5 separate regions of the Homo sapiens genome follow, and regions 2, 3, 4 and 5 are each linked to region 1. A link is a contact called in ENCODE Hi-C or POLR2A ChIA-PET data. All regions are on one chromosome and are shown on one strand. The core of a region is the stretch at or near the end of the contact, and the rest is flanking DNA. Distances in the headings are between cores, read along the strand shown. Region 1 holds the start of UBR2 (ubiquitin protein ligase E3 component n-recognin 2). Region 2 holds the start of ZNF318 (zinc finger protein 318). Region 3 holds the start of USP49 (ubiquitin specific peptidase 49). Region 4 holds the start of CCND3 (cyclin D3). Region 5 has its middle 25 kb from the start of TAF8.

Region 1 (2,785 bases), core at 110-2,609:
ATATATATATAACTTTTAAAAAGTGATAAGAAGGCTTACTTGTATTGTGAGGTTACAGGGATACAGGCAGTTTCTTATTTCCTTTTTTAAAAAACTGGTTAATATCATAGTATTGGTTTAAAAAAAATCCCAAAACAACATAAACATAAACATGTCCTAAACCTGGTCTGGCTCAGAACTTTTCCCCCCTATATGTAATTTACAACCTACTTCTGGGAATAAATTAACACACTTGACAAAAGGTATAAACAATTTTCTGACAAACTCTAGAGACTGAAGACTTCTAAGAAGCCCAGTCACCCAGCTGTCAGTCAAGAGTCTAATTACCTTTAACTAAACATAGTTTTCTTTGATAGCTAGTCTAACAATGTTTACCTATTTCTTTTTTTTTTTTTTCCTTCTTTTTTGATACAGGGTCTCAGCTGTGTCACGCAGGCTGGAGTGCAGTGGGCTGATCACAGCTCACGATGGCCTCAACTGCCTGGGCTCAAGCAATCCTCCTGCCTCAGCTTCCCGAGTAGCTGGGACTACAGGCGTGCCACCACACCTGGCTAATTTTTTGATTTTTATCAAGAGGGTCTCGCTATGTTGTCCAAACTGGTCTCAAACTCCTGGGCTCAAGTAGTCTGCCCCCCTCGGCCTCCCAAAGTGCTGGAATTACAGGCATGAGCCACCAAGCTTGGTCTGATTATCTGTAGAAATTAAATGTCTCTATCAAGAGGAAATCTTTTAATTGGCCTAATAGACTCTTTTTCCTTTGCAGCAAGATTTGTGATAAAGTTTATAAGTGGTCATCACTAAAGTTTTTGAAAAATTTTTTAAAACATGTTTTAAACCTTCAAAAAAGTGGGTAATGTTCACCTCCATTACTCGTATAAAAGATATGGGTTCGATGGATGACAGGACATAGAACCACAGGAATAGAATGTAATTCATTCATTCCTTTGACAAGTATTTGAGTGCCTACCCTATGCCAGACTGGCAAGTCCTTGAGGGTCTACCATGTGCCAGGCAGTGTTCTTGAAGCTGGGGATACAAAAATGAACAAACGAGATTCGGAGAATAAAACTACAGTTCCCACAGTATCTTTCTCTTTGGCTTTTTTCCAGGGGGCGCTGCTTTCCGCGACTGTCTTCCCATGATTCTCGTTGGGCAGAAAAGCCCCGCCCGCTTATCTGCCATTTAAGCCAGCGCCCCTTGAGAATGGACTACAACTCCCACAATGCATTCGAGGGGCACCGTGTTAGGGCGCCACCTTTTTCCCGGCTGTGCTGTACCTACAGCACCCAGAACTACAGTACCCAGAAAGCTCCGCTTCCCCTCCTGGGTGTTATTGCCCCTTTCCTGGTGCAGGACGCGGTAGTGGCCAGCGAGAGTGTCAGGCCTGGGGTTTTCTGTGTCCTTCCCTGGGTCAGGGACGAGCCAGTGACTTGACTCTTGGGCGCTAAGCTTGGGAGGGAGCGCAGGAGGCCGCTGTCCTTCCTTTCCGGTTCACGTCACCCTTCTCTCCCTCTGTTGCTCCACCTGCAGCCACTTGGACGGCTCCGGGACTGATTGCCTGGGGCAGGGGTGGCAGTCGAGGCCGCCGGGGCCGAGGTGAGGCTGCAGCTCTCCGGGCGGCGGTAGCGCTGGGGAGGAGGAGGAGAGAAGATGGCGTCGGAGCTAGAGCCAGAGGTGCAGGCCATCGACCGGAGCTTGCTGGAATGTTCGGCCGAGGAGATTGCGGGGGTGAGTGCCGGAACCCGGGCGGGTGCGTCTGCCCCTCGCAGGCCGCGCCTGTGGGGAGGAACCGACTCCTGGACGTCCTGGAGCAGCCCGACCCAGACTTGGGGAAACAGCTGTGCCGGCCCTCGCCTTGTGGGGTAATAGCCCGGGGAGGCCACCGATCCTGCCCCTCTCTTTCCATTTTCAACAGCTGCCAGAGCTGCGCTGTGCACTAACTACGTTTACTTTCCCTTTCTGCCCAGGAGAACCCACGGCTCTTCCATCATACCTCCTTTCCCCCAGCCTCCCATTAAGTCTCCCAACACATGGGCCTTTGCCCTTTATATCAGCTCTTGGAAGAGGAGAAGAGACGCTTCTTGTGTTTTTGGTATAATCGCCCTAGTTTATCTAGTTAATTGCTTTTCCTGAGACAAGCGAAGCCGTGTGCTCCTCCGACTAAACATGCCACCCTAACCGAGCCCCTCTTTTGTTTTTGGGACTGCCCCAGGCACCAAGAAGGCAAACGACACTACCCTTCGTTATCCGTTTCAGTGCTATCTTTTTTTTTTGCACCGGTTTGATTAGTTGACAACGTTGATGCATGTGTGGAAAGTTTACTGAGTATGAGAAAGTAGTCGTGGAGTCTGGGAAATTTTAAAAATATTTTTTCTAGGAGTTAGGGGTAATTGGATGGAGAACAAATGTTATATAACGTTGATAGAGCAGCTTTCAACAAATACTGTATAAGCTAAACGTGAGAACTGGTCACAGTGTAGTAGGAGCAGTTATATTCCAAACGTAAAACCGTTCAAACGCACTATTGCATTAAAACTGTAATATGAATATGCTAGTGTAAATAGCAGAGTTGTAGGAACACCCATTAGAAGAGATTGCCGAGAATGATTATGAATGGACCAAGACAGCTTGGGCCCCACCTCTAAGACCTCCAATTAAAAAGGCTGCTAGGAAGGGAGTGACCCGTGAATAAAAGTCAGCAATCTGAATGCTACGAACAAAATTTGGGATTGGGGGCACTGTGGAGCTGTTGGTCAGTGAGTAGTTATTTTGCGTGAATTGGTGA
Region 2 (2,785 bases), core at 72-2,571, 810 kb after region 1:
TTAACTGCCTCACTTCAAAGACTTGTGAGGGTTAAAATAATGTGCAAAGTGAAAGGCTAGGCATAATTCCTGACATAGAACTCGATAAGAGGTAGTGGCTATGGCAGTGACTGTGGTCCTGCACACTTCATTCCGAAGCAGCAGCTCCAATTCATTTAAGCTAACAGTTTACACTCTAGACGTAAAGCCTGGTAGGGTTCAAGCGTCCCTAACTCGCCACAAAAACGGACATTTCGGCTTTTTCCCCTAAGATCCAGGAAGGCAGCTCAGGTGTAAGGGGATGAAAAGTACGGAACCCCGAGGACACATCAACTCTACAAAAAGTACCAAGACACACGGTTTGGACGAAATGCCCCTCGCCTTGGCAAACTTTCCACACCTCACCCGGCATGAGAGAAACAGCCTATTCCTAAGGAACGGAGCGCGCACTCCCGACGAGACGCCCGTGCGCTCCCGAGTCCGTTATTGTGTCAACGCTCCCGGGTCTGACAGAAGCCTCCAGGCTCGGCATCCCCGAGGGAGTTGGCCGGAGGCTTCGCGCTTAGGACCCTGGTCTGGAGGCCCCGGGCGTTTCTGGAAACGGGAATTCCGGGGGAGGGGACTGGGGGATGGAGGGAGTCCTGGACGAGGGGTGGGATTACCCGGCTGCCGCTGTCGCCTGGATGGTCTCCGCGGCCGTCCCGGGCATAGTCGGCGCGGGACTCCCCCCGGCTGCTGCCTCTGAAGCCGGCCGGGCCCGGCGGGAAGAGTCGTCGGCCCCGCGGTGGCGACGGGGAGCCGCGACGGGCCCGAGGCGGGGACGGGGAGACGCGACGACCCCGTGGCGGGGACGGCGAGGCCCGGCGGCCGCGGTGCCCTGAGGGCGAGCGGGGTCGGCGAGCCGGGGTCCGCGACGAGGAGCCGGAGGGCGGAGGCGGCGGTGAGCTGCGGCGAGCCGGGCCTGAGGAGGAGCCAGAGCTGCGGCCGCTGCGCGGGCCGCCCCCGCCGTCGTCTTTAGGCCGGTGGGAAGAGACGGAGGAGCGAGCGCTGCTGCGGTACATGGTTCTTGCAGCGGCGGCCACGGCGACAGCTCTGACCCGGGGGCGCCCTAGACGCAGGCTCGGAGCGCGCCGCCGCAGCTGCAGCCGCCGCCACCTCGGCCGCTGCGCGCCGCCTCAGCCGCGGGAGCAGCCCCCTCCCCTCGGCCCCGCGTCGCCCCGGGGGCCCGGCCGAGCGCGCCCCCGCGGCTGGCGGTTGGAGGGCGCGAGCACGCGTCCGACACACCCCCCCCCGCCTCCGGGGTTCCCCGCTCCTCCACTCAGGGAGCGGCCGCAGGAACCAAGAAAAGTGGGGAGGAGCACAGACGCCGGCGCGAGGCTGGGCGAGGGGAGGGGAAGCGAAGCGCGCGCCCTGAGCTCTGCACGCCCCGCCTCCGAATCCTCAAGATGGCGGCCGCAGAGCCGCCCACTTCCCCCTCCCGCGGCCGCCACGTGACCCCTGTGGCCTCCGCGCGGGGTGGGCGGAGCGGAAGGAAGGGCTTCTCTGGAGAGGGATCTGGTTTTCCGGGGATGCTCCAGGCCTCTGGACTTAGGGGTTTGGAGACCGTGCGGAGGTGTCTTCGCTCTTTCGTGCCGCCCCTCAAGCCTCTTAATTTAGGGATGGACACGAAATGGTTGAAAACCATTCGTGATAATATAAACGGGCCTGTAAACGTTAGCTGTGTGGGAGGTTACGGACCCCGGCAGGAGCGCCCACCGAAATCCTGTCCCCAGCTGAAGCAACACGACCCGCATCAGTTTACTTTCCAGTTTGCCTAATTTCTAGAGGTTGAAATTGAGGATAGGAAAGTACGAGGTGGAGGTGGTGGGCCAGAATCAAACCCAAAATAGACGTTGTCAGGCCTCTGAGCCCAAGCTAAGCCATCATATCCCCTATGACCTGCACGTATACATCCAGATGGCCTGAGGCAACTGAAGAGCCACAAAAGAAGTGAAAATAGCCTTAACTGATGACATTCCACCATTGTGATTTGTTCCTGCCCCACCCTAACTGACAGGATATATTCTCCCCCTTGCCCTTAAGTAGGTGCTTTGTAATATTCTCCCCCGCCCTTAAGAATGTACTTTGTACACCTATCCCAAACCTATAAGAACTAATGATAATTCCACCACCCTCTGCTGACTCCTTTTTCGGACTCAACCCGCCTGCACCCAGGTAAGATAAACAGCCTTGTTGCTCACACGAAGCCTGTTTGGTGGACTCTCTTCACACGTTTTCGAGCTGTTTTCTGACTAAAGTACTTGTGGTCATGGTGGAGGTCCTTCATTACCAGGGGCCCACATCATGACCAACTGGAGGCGTGGCAAGTTTTTGTAAGAGATCCAGGCATGCCCCCTCCCCTGGCCTAAGTCCAGAATTTTCCTAGATGCCAATCTCAGGGCCCTGCATCCTAAATACAAAAGTGGGCCAGGCGCAAAGGGTCACGCCTATAATCCCACCATTTTGGGAGGCCGGGGCAGGAGGATTGCTTGAGCCTGAGAGTTCGAGACCAGCCTGGGCAACGTAGAAGGACCTCCATTTCTAAAAAAAAAAAAAAAAAATTTGCCGAGTGTGGTGGCACGTTCCTGTACCCCAGCTACTCGGGAGGTTGAGGCTGCGGTGAGCTGTGATCATGCCACTGCACTCCAGCCTGGGTGACAGAGTGAGACCCTCTCTCAAAAAATACATCCATATATATATATATCCATTTCCATACGTTCTTATAATGGCATATACTCAGTAAAAATGTATAAAATTTTTACTAGTT
Region 3 (2,785 bases), core at 106-2,605, 670 kb before region 1:
GAGCAACTCCCCATAACACGCACATTCGATTCCCACCCCCCTGCAGTCTACCCCAGTTCTACATCCATCAGGACTCCCCCAGCTTCTCTTAGCCCCCTCTCTTCCCTTACTCCCCATCTCATCCTTTAAATTCTGGGGCCCATCTCTTCCTGCTCCTCTCACCATTTGCTTTTAGCCCTGTCTCTTTACCTCACTGTTTTCACCTTGGATCTTGCTGAACCTCTTCAATTAACGTAATTACCCAGTTATCCTTGTCCCAGATGGCCATCACTTCTTACACCCTAACTCTAGTCTCCTTTCAGCTCTTCTGGTCCCAGAATCGTCCTACAGACACCCATCTCTTATCTGTTTCCTTTCGCCCTTCCACCACACTCTTATTCCTGACTCCACCTGGTTCCAGTCCAGGTCTCATTTGCCCTCCCTCACTTTACAGAATTTACATCCATCGCCCACCCACTAACCCATTCCTTTCTCAGAACCTCGCCAGCAGTTCCCACCACACCGTTGGTCCCAGTCCTTCAGCTCATCTCGCTCCGCACTAGTTCACACCCTCGTCACGTCTGGCTCTTAATCACTCTCTCTTTCCTACTCCCAACTATTACCCCAGCTCTGCCCCTCCTTGTCTTCCACTTCCAACACTTACCCCGGTACCCCTCACCCCAACACCACCCGCTACGAAGATTTCCCCTTCAAACCCCTGCTCTTACACCTAACCCCAGGATCCCTTTCCCCAGCCCTAACCTCATTCCCTGCCCGGCTTCCTTAACGCCCACCCTGGCTTTTGCCTCCTTCCTATCTCCTTGGCTGGCTTTTTCTCACTCCTCCTCTCCCTGGCTTCTAACCCTTTCTCCCCTTAATCCTCCTCATCTCATTCTCAACCCGGTTCCCCTCATCGCCTCCAAGCCTTCCTTTCCCTCTCCCTTCAACGCTTTTGCCCCAACCCAGCCGTCGCCCACCCCGCCAAAATAAGGCGCCCGCGCGCCCCGACTCCCGGCTCTCGCCTCCCGCCGCCCCCGCCCCGGGCGCCCCCAGCCCGCCGGCGCCGCGGTCCCGCCCCCTGCCGCCGCTCCTCCCGCCCGCGAGGCGCGCGCTGCCTTTGTCGCCCCTCACCCGGTGTGTGAGGATTTTGCTTCTTTAAAGGGGAGGGCTAGTGAGCCGGAGACTCCTATCCCCGCCTCCGAGTCTTAGAATGGGCTCCCTGGCCGTCGCGGCCTCCCCGGCCCCCGTTCCCCCTACCCCCTGGAGCTACCCACTTTGCTGCCTCCCCACCTCCTCCGTCCCCTCCCCCGGCCCCCTCTATTTACCGCCATCATCAGCACGCGCGAGCTGTCACCAGGGCGCGAGACAACCGAACACGGCCCCGCCCCCTGCCCGTCTATTGGCCCGCCCGCTGGAGCCCCGCCCCTCAGGCCCTGCATTGCGCCAACGGCGCAGCGCTGGGCCGCGACCCCGGCACCGGCACCCGTTCCGAGGGTTCGCGCCGCAGGCGCAAAGTTTAGGGTCAGCCACAAACGCGCGGCCGCTTTGAGCCTGGCGTAAGGGGCGGCGGCGTAGGGGGACGTTGTGAATAGCTGGTCGAAGTTTGGTTGAAGCACAGGAGGGTAAATAAGAAGGTTTCCAGACAAAGAGACTCTTAAAGGTACAGACTCTTATGTCTGTCCCTCCTCCTTAAAGGGCCAGAGACGCTCCCGAGCCCATCTCCGCCCCCTTCTTCCCGGGGAACTGTAAAGGTATTTTACATGAGTTTCCCATACTCTTTTCGGTTCACCTTTAACACCTCTCCCCACTGCGAAGGACAAAGGCTTTCTCACTATCCCGTCCGTATGTTTTGTTTTATTCTGTTAAAAGACGTTATTTCTGTGTTGTTCCTAAAGCAGCAGCCCTCAAACCGTGGGGTTTCCGGAGGCAGCGTTTGCAAAAGTTACTATTGGCTCCCAGGCGGGTGAGCACGTGTCTGGCTTTTGCCACAGATGACCCAAGAGAGATTCAGCTGTTTTATGGAAATCCCCCACAAGTTAGAGGATCGCTGCCGGAACTGAAGAAGTTCAGCAGATTGTAAGGCTTGGGAAATAAACCAGACTGACTTGGTAGTGGTCCATTGGGAAACAGAACAGCACCTAAGCTACAAAAGGCTTAGGTTAAGCAGTCTCCTAGGTGCACTGTCTTGAAACTACTTGCGGGGTGGTAGTGGGGGGAGGGGATGGGAGTCTCCCAAAATAAGATCAACAATTTCAACACCCAACACATAGCTAAGGCAGATAAAGACTTACATTTAAATATAAGGACAAGTAAAAGAAACAGACATTAGCTATAGTAGTGGCTCAAGTTACACACCTGTAAACAGGAGAACTAGGTAAGCACAAAAAAAAAAAAAAGAACACCACACACAATAGGAAGGGGGAAACTACAATGCCTGGACCAAGCGCTGTGTAGGCAATTTATTAACAACTTGCACTTTTAAAAGAGGTTTGATAGAAGGAGAGGAAGTGGAGTGTTTCAATTTGGTTTGGTCGGGATTTATCATGAGGTTCAAGGCCTCAGAGTTAGATTCAGAATTTAGCTCTCCCTTTGTCGTCCATCACAGTTAACATAATTCTTTTTAAGGAATTCTTAACATTATAACTCTAATTATATGTCTTATTCCCTTACTCAACAATCCCCAAGAAAATTCTTGGAGAAGAAAGATTGTTACTTATTCAATGTTAGTTCCATAACAAGGTGCTTTTGCTGAGTGAAGAATTTGGGAGCCACTTAAAACTTCCAATGGAAGGGATGCTCCCAGAAT
Region 4 (2,785 bases), core at 114-2,613, 620 kb before region 1:
CAGCTTGGAGGCCAGCAGCATGCAGACCGCACCCAGGAGCTGCAACTGCGCCTTTCGGGTGGGGACGCAAGACAGGTAGCGATCCAGGTAGTTCATGGCCAGGGGGAAGACTTCCTCCTCACAGCGCTGCTCCTCACATACCTGGGGGAGGGCGCACAGTCACTGCTGGGTCTGGAGCGTGGGGAACACAGCAGCGGGGGGGTGGGAGCGCTGAAGTGAGGTGGGATAGGGAGCAAAAACGGCAGAGAGGGTAAGCTACTTAGAGAGACAAGGACCAATAAAGGAGGAGGATGCGCCCTCCCCAAGGTGACGCCCCCCACTTCCTCTGCGCGGCCTCCTCCCCTCTCCCCTTGACGGGGGAGTGGTAAAGCCAAGGAGCCCTTGCTCACGGAGGATTCCAAACGGAGACTCCCCTCCCCCACAGCGAGGGGAAGTGGGACGCAAGGGTCACCCATGGTAGCCAGAGAGCTGGGACCTCACCCCCATCACCGCCACCACTGCACACACCCGAGGGGAAGGGAGGAGGCTCCTGCCGCTGCCTCCTGCACTTTTCATTTCCCTGTCGGCCGGAACAGGGCGCGCGCCACCCCCATCGCCTTCCCCGCCAGAACCCCGCGAAAGACACAGGAACCGGCTCCCGGGCGGGGGCGGCCGAGCCCAGGGTTTTCCAGGCGCGCTCTCCGGAGAAGGCCGGGAGGCGGAGGGAAGCGGGAGACGCTGTGAGAAGCCGAAGGGGAGAGAGTGTCCTTGGTCCCGTTTGCTCGGCCCGAAGAGAGGCACAGTTAGGGTGCCAAGTGACTGGCAGTCACTGTCGGGAGGAGCCGATTAGGGCTCGGGAAAGCAAGGGAGGCAGCTGGCGTGGGTGCCCTAGTGAAAGGCCAGGCCCCGGGAGTCTTAGCCTCGGAGCATCCTGCAGATTGCTGTGGGGACCGGGATGTCCCGACAGGGCGGCCCCGGTGTGTCCAGACCCGGGAGCGGTGGGGGAGGGGGACGCGTCCGGGCGGTACCTCCAGCATCCAGTAAGCCAGCATCTTCCGCATGTGCGGCTTGATCTCCCGCTGCACGCACTGGAAGTAGGAGGCGCGGGGTACGTAGCGCTCCTCCAGGCGGAGCAGGCTCTGCAGGACACGCTGGTCCCCCAGCAGCCGCGGGTCCGGCCCGGCCCGGGGCGCGTGCCGGGTGCCTTCGCAACACAGCAGCTCCATACTCGGGCAGCGAACAGGCAGGGCGGGAGTGCGGGCTCGCGAGTCCCAAGGCAGGCGACGGGCCGGAGAGCGCGGGGCGCGGGTCTGGCGCTGGCGCTGGCACTGCGCGGCGGATCCCCAGCCCGCCCGCCGCCCGCGCGCGCGCGCCGCTTCCCTGACAGGCGCCCCGCCCCTCGCGACGATGTAGCAACCGTGGAATGCTCGGACGTCGCAACGCTCCGAGGGGCGGGGCTGCGGCGCCCCGGACGGAAAGGGTTGGCTGAGCGCTCTCCCCTCCCTCCCGCGGCCCCATTGGGCCGCTGAGCGCAAGCCGGCCGGCTTCCGGGCACTCCAGGCCCTCTGGACCACCGGGTGCAGAGAACTTTCTAGGAGGTGGGCCTCCTACCCACCCACGGGCCCTCCCATTTTGCTTCTCGGACTCTAGTCACCCAGGAAACAATTTTTCTCCAAAGGTCATTCATTCACTTATTCATTCGTCAAACCCTACTTCACCGGCTGCTTGCTCTAAGGAATGCGATAAATAATGTCAGAGCTAGTTCTTAGTGAACGCTGCTCGAAAGCCTCACGATGTAATGACTCACTACATCTTCACGAAAACTCGGAAACCGAGGCAACTGTCATTCAGTTGGTCCGTGGCAGAGCTAGGATTGGGAAGCTGGCCTTCTTGCTGCAGATTCTGTGTTCTACACCATTGCTAGTTAAACTGTGATCCCAGACCTGTCCCGTGCGTGGTCATCGCCTGGGAGCTGGTTAGAAATGCAGACTCTCAGGCCCACCCCTAACCTGAATCAGAATCTGCATTTTAACTAGATTTCTGTGCACTTTAAAGTATGAGAGCTTTAGTCTAAGTCAGCATATAACAGAACGGAAAGGCCATGGAGTCATGGCCTCACCTTGTTAAGTTGCTTGCCTAGGTTTGGACAAGCCCCTAAAGTCGGCCTTAGTTTCTGTTTGGAGAAACTGTGGACGGAGAAACTAGATTCTCATTGAATCAGTTTCTTGCACAGACTCTGTGAGATCTACCGGTTGCATTTCTTCCACCTCCCAAACTTTTGGTTACTTTGTAGTTTTACCGGAAGCTAGATTCCACTTGACGAAGAGGCCGAAAAAGACCTCCAATAATGCTCCAAATGGGAGGAGGCCATGAGGATCCCTGCCCTACTGGGGTCCTCCTGACTTAGGAGACACTAAGGAAGTGTCTAACCATTTTCTGTTAATTATTCTTTTTTTTTTTTTTTTTTTTTTTTGAGACGAAGTCTCACTCTGTTGCTCAAGCTGGAGTGCAGTGGTGCGATCTGGGCTCACTGCAACCTCCACCTCCCGGGTTCAAGCAATTCCCGAGTAGCTGGGACTACAGGCACGCACCACCATGCCTGACTAATTTTTGTATTTTTCGTAGAGATGGGGTTTCACTATGTTGGCCAGGCTAGTCTTGAACCCCTGACCTCGTGATCCGCCGGTCTCGGCCTCCAAAAGTGCTGGGATTACAGGCGTGAGCCACCGTTCCCGGCCGAATTATTCTTTCTTATATTATAAATTGTATTGTAGTTTTCATATCATAAAATATTCTTTTACATTGT
Region 5 (2,785 bases), core at 210-2,709, 540 kb before region 1:
CCCATGGCTGGGTGCGGTGGCTCACACCTGTAATCCCAGCACTTTGGGAGGCCGAGGCAGGTGGATCACGAGGTCAGGAGATGGAGACCATCCTGGCTAACATGGTGAAATCCCGTCCCTACTAAATATACAAAAAATTAGCCAGGCATGTTGGCGGGCACCTGTAGTCTCAGCTACTTGGGAGGCTAAGGCAGGAGAATGGCATGAACCCAGGAGGCGGAGCTTGTAGTGAGCGGAGATCACGCCACTGCATTGCAGCCTGGGTGACAGAGCAAGACTCAGTCTCAAAAAAAAAAAATAATAATAATTCACCCTGATAACACAGCTGGTGTGTGGAAGAGGCAGAGGGGTTTATGCGCCTCCAGTGACATGGAAGGAGAACCTGCATCTTGTGAGGATCTCAGTCCACCCTCAGTGATGAGGAGGGTCCCTCTCCTTAGCCATGCCACTGGCACTGTTCAGTAGCAGGAAAGCATGAAGTGACATTGCGAGGCTGGGGCCACTCAGAAGTCCAGGCAAGCAGGGCAGGCATGGTGGCTCACGCTTGTAATTCCACCATTTTGGGAGGCTGAGACAGGTGAATCACCTGAGGGTAGGAGTTTGACACCAGCCTGGCCAACATGGTGAAACCCTGTCTCTACTAAAAATACAAAATTAAGGGGCCGGGCGCAGTGGCTCATGCCTGTAATCCCAGCACTTTGGGAGGCTGAGGAGGGCAGATCACCTGAGGTCAGGAGTTCGAGACCAGCCTGACTAATAGAGAGAAACCCCGTCTCTCCTAAAAATACAAAATTAGCCCAGTGTGGTGGTGCACACCTGTAATCCTAGCTACGTGGGAGGCTGAGGCAGGAGAATCGCTCGAACCCAGGAGGTGGAGGTTGCAGTGAGACGAGATCATGCCACTGCACTCCAGCTTGGGTGACAAAGTGAGACTCCATCTCAAAAAATAAAGTCAAATAAAATAAAATAAAAAAGAAATCCAGGGAGGAAAGCAGGGCCTGCATGAGGCCATGCCTTGGGGAATAAAGTGAGAGTGACCCATGCACGCAGGCAGACAGAAGGTCTGGGATCTAACTGTGAGAGGAAACAGGGAGCCTGACAGCTCTCCGAGCAGGCCAGGGCAGGGGGACCTCTCTTCCAGCAAGGCCAAGAGGGGCCCAGGAAGCCAAGCCCCAGGGAGAAGTCTGAGAGACCAAGGCCTCACAGAGGAAGTGTCTCCACAGAGATTTCCAATTGCCACGCCACCTTCTTTCCTGGAGCAAAGAGGTGCAGTTGGTGAACTAGGGCCACGGGTAATGGGAAGAATGGGAAGGAGAGATCCCATCCAACCTGGAACACTGGAGGGACAGCTAGAGTTGGAGGAGGGGTGAGTGAAGACATCTCCCCTCAGCTCACAGAAGAAGTCACACACCTCACCAAACTGAGAAAAATCAGATTCCACGCCTGGTGTGAGAGGGAAGTGAAACCGCACCTCCAATGCTCCACTGCCCTCCCCTCCGGCACTCTGGCCCATCCTGCACCCCGGCCGCCCCACGATGGCGGGCTCAGAGGTGAGGGCCTATCAGATGCATTCATGGGCTCCCTTAGGGCCTTTTGGGCTCTGAGTCACAAGGGTGGCTCTCTCAGAGCTGTGATGGCCTGGTCTCTCCTCCCCAGGGAGGCAGAAAGGGAACCAGGGAAAACAAGGCTTATAAGCTACAGAGGTAAGGGACTGTGCCCATCTTGTTCTTTCCTTTTTCACACACACGGAACATGGTACCCGGTGTATCCATGGTAAGCACTTAATAAACAGACACTGAGCGGATGAGTGAATTAATGAGTGAGTGAATGAATGAGTCAGCACTGGACCCACAAGGCTGCCTGTCAGCCTCTAGCCACATGGAGATTCCCACCTCCAGAGAAGAGCTCTACTACGTATGTTCCCCAAACTCCCTGTCAGCTAAATGTGACCTGTGACCAACTGGTGATCAAAGGGATAAGCTATCTGTCAATTGTTAGGTCTCGTTTGAAAATAAACCTCTTTTTCCCCTATTTTTGACAAACCTTGACCTCCCTGCCTCGACCCTGCTCACATTACATTTGACCTTCTCAACGACCTCTCTAAGGGATGGAGACATGACCCTCCTCTACCTCATCAGAGAACAGCACAGACCCTCTCCCCCCGCCGCCCCCCTGCCAAGGGGAAAATATGGTGCTCCTCAATGAACCTCACCCTGATCCTACAGGGTGCTCCTGGAAGAAGGGCTCCATGATGACCTCCAAGGGGCCTCTGGTCAAGGCGAAGGAGAATCAGACCCTCCACCTTTGACCAGAGGGGAGGGAGTCCAGCGTGAGGGCATTAGCCAAGGGGGTTCTGGTCCCTCTGCTCTAGGCCCCTCACAAAAAGAAGTCCAGCTGGGAACATTTTTCTCCCAGCAGGTCCCCATAGGAAAGCCATCCTCACCCACATGACACAGGCTCCCCATACCCTTCTCATCTAGATCTCATGGCAAAGATTGCCAACTGTCCCCTAAAATCCACTTTCCCTTCTTGTACCTTTGGTACTAGAAGCTCCACTATGTATGTTCCCCAAACTCCCTGTCAGCTAAGTGTGGCATGTGATCAGCTGGTGACCAAAGGGATGTCATCTGGCAACTTTGAGGTCATGCTCTGAAAAGGAAGGGCAGTGCCTTTTCTTTCTCGTCACTTTCCTCCCTCCCCACTGGCTGGCTGACGGACCCAGCAGCCATGGTGGGATGCCATCTCCCACACGCAAGGGCACAGGAGGGGCTTGGGCCCTCAACAC

What was found. A loop is a pair of places that touch in the nucleus more often than their neighbours do. ChIA-PET counts read pairs that join two places held with the same protein, here RNA polymerase II (POLR2A). Pooled maps may share reads with other maps.
Region 2: a loop to region 1 is called in a pooled map, with 14 times the contacts of the local background. The contact joins the promoter of ZNF318 here to the promoter of UBR2 in region 1. A Hi-C loop is called at or near these places in 1 of 37 single-sample maps with no recorded cell type and 7 of 50 pooled maps.
Region 3: a loop to region 1 is called in a map of CD8-positive, alpha-beta T cell, with 4 times the contacts of the local background. The contact joins the promoter of USP49 here to the promoter of UBR2 in region 1. A Hi-C loop is called at or near these places in 2 of 168 maps with a recorded cell type or tissue (CD8-positive, alpha-beta T cell and naive thymus-derived CD4-positive, alpha-beta T cell), 1 of 37 single-sample maps with no recorded cell type and 12 of 50 pooled maps. POLR2A ChIA-PET finds 5 or more read pairs at or near these places in 3 of 52 experiments (Caco-2, WTC11 and activated CD4-positive, alpha-beta T cell).
Region 4: a loop to region 1 is called in a map of ascending aorta, with 2.7 times the contacts of the local background. The contact joins the promoter of CCND3 here to the promoter of UBR2 in region 1. A Hi-C loop is called at or near these places in 3 of 168 maps with a recorded cell type or tissue (CD4-positive, alpha-beta memory T cell, ascending aorta and naive thymus-derived CD4-positive, alpha-beta T cell), 1 of 37 single-sample maps with no recorded cell type and 16 of 50 pooled maps. POLR2A ChIA-PET finds 5 or more read pairs at or near these places in 2 of 52 experiments (OCI-LY7 and naive thymus-derived CD4-positive, alpha-beta T cell).
Region 5: a pooled map shows a loop between it and region 1 (4-fold over the local background). The contact joins the enhancer-like site here to the promoter of UBR2 in region 1. A Hi-C loop is called at or near these places in 2 of 50 pooled maps. POLR2A ChIA-PET finds 5 or more read pairs at or near these places in 3 of 52 experiments (CD4-positive, alpha-beta T cell, PC-9 and activated CD4-positive, alpha-beta T cell).

Annotation. Positions count from the first base shown.
Region 1 is chr6:42,562,670-42,565,454 of GRCh38, forward strand. UBR2 (ubiquitin protein ligase E3 component n-recognin 2) reads left to right here and starts at 1,360. Exons shown (of 47, transcript NM_001363705.2): 1 at 1,360-1,728. The coding sequence starts at 1,651. RefSeq lists enhancers at 922-1,001, 1,072-1,591 and a silencer at 2,624-2,753.
Region 2 is chr6:43,368,326-43,371,110 of GRCh38, forward strand. It overlaps ZNF318 (zinc finger protein 318), which reads right to left and starts at 1,322. Exons shown (of 10, transcript NM_014345.3): 1 at 642-1,322. The coding sequence starts at 1,040. LOC124901227 (atherin-like) reads left to right here and starts at 1,039. Exons shown (of 2, transcript XM_047419609.1): 1 at 1,039-1,062; 2 at 1,098-2,785. The coding sequence starts at 1,039. The coding sequence ends at 1,796. RefSeq lists silencers at 726-795, 806-995, 1,086-1,285, 1,476-1,575.
Region 3 is chr6:41,894,020-41,896,804 of GRCh38, forward strand. It overlaps USP49 (ubiquitin specific peptidase 49), which reads right to left and starts at 1,356. Exons shown (of 8, transcript NM_001286554.2): 1 at 1,305-1,356. RefSeq lists enhancers at 115-629, 1,564-1,753 and silencers at 1,194-1,433, 1,222-1,514.
Region 4 is chr6:41,940,445-41,943,229 of GRCh38, forward strand. It overlaps CCND3 (cyclin D3), which reads right to left and starts at 1,364. Exons shown (of 5, transcript NM_001760.5): 1 at 1,008-1,364; 2 at 1-141. The coding sequence starts at 1,205. RefSeq lists enhancers at 423-552, 595-1,546 and a silencer at 1,063-1,512.
Region 5 is chr6:42,024,117-42,026,901 of GRCh38, forward strand. It overlaps a transcript of CCND3 not described here. Among named protein-coding and RNA genes, the nearest start is that of TAF8, 25 kb to the right of the region's middle. Within about 2 kb of position 1,460, at least 8 of the 41 ENCODE cell types and tissues checked have a DNase peak (open chromatin) inside an H3K27ac peak, as active enhancers do; they include CD4-positive, alpha-beta T cell, where a contact is called at or near this core.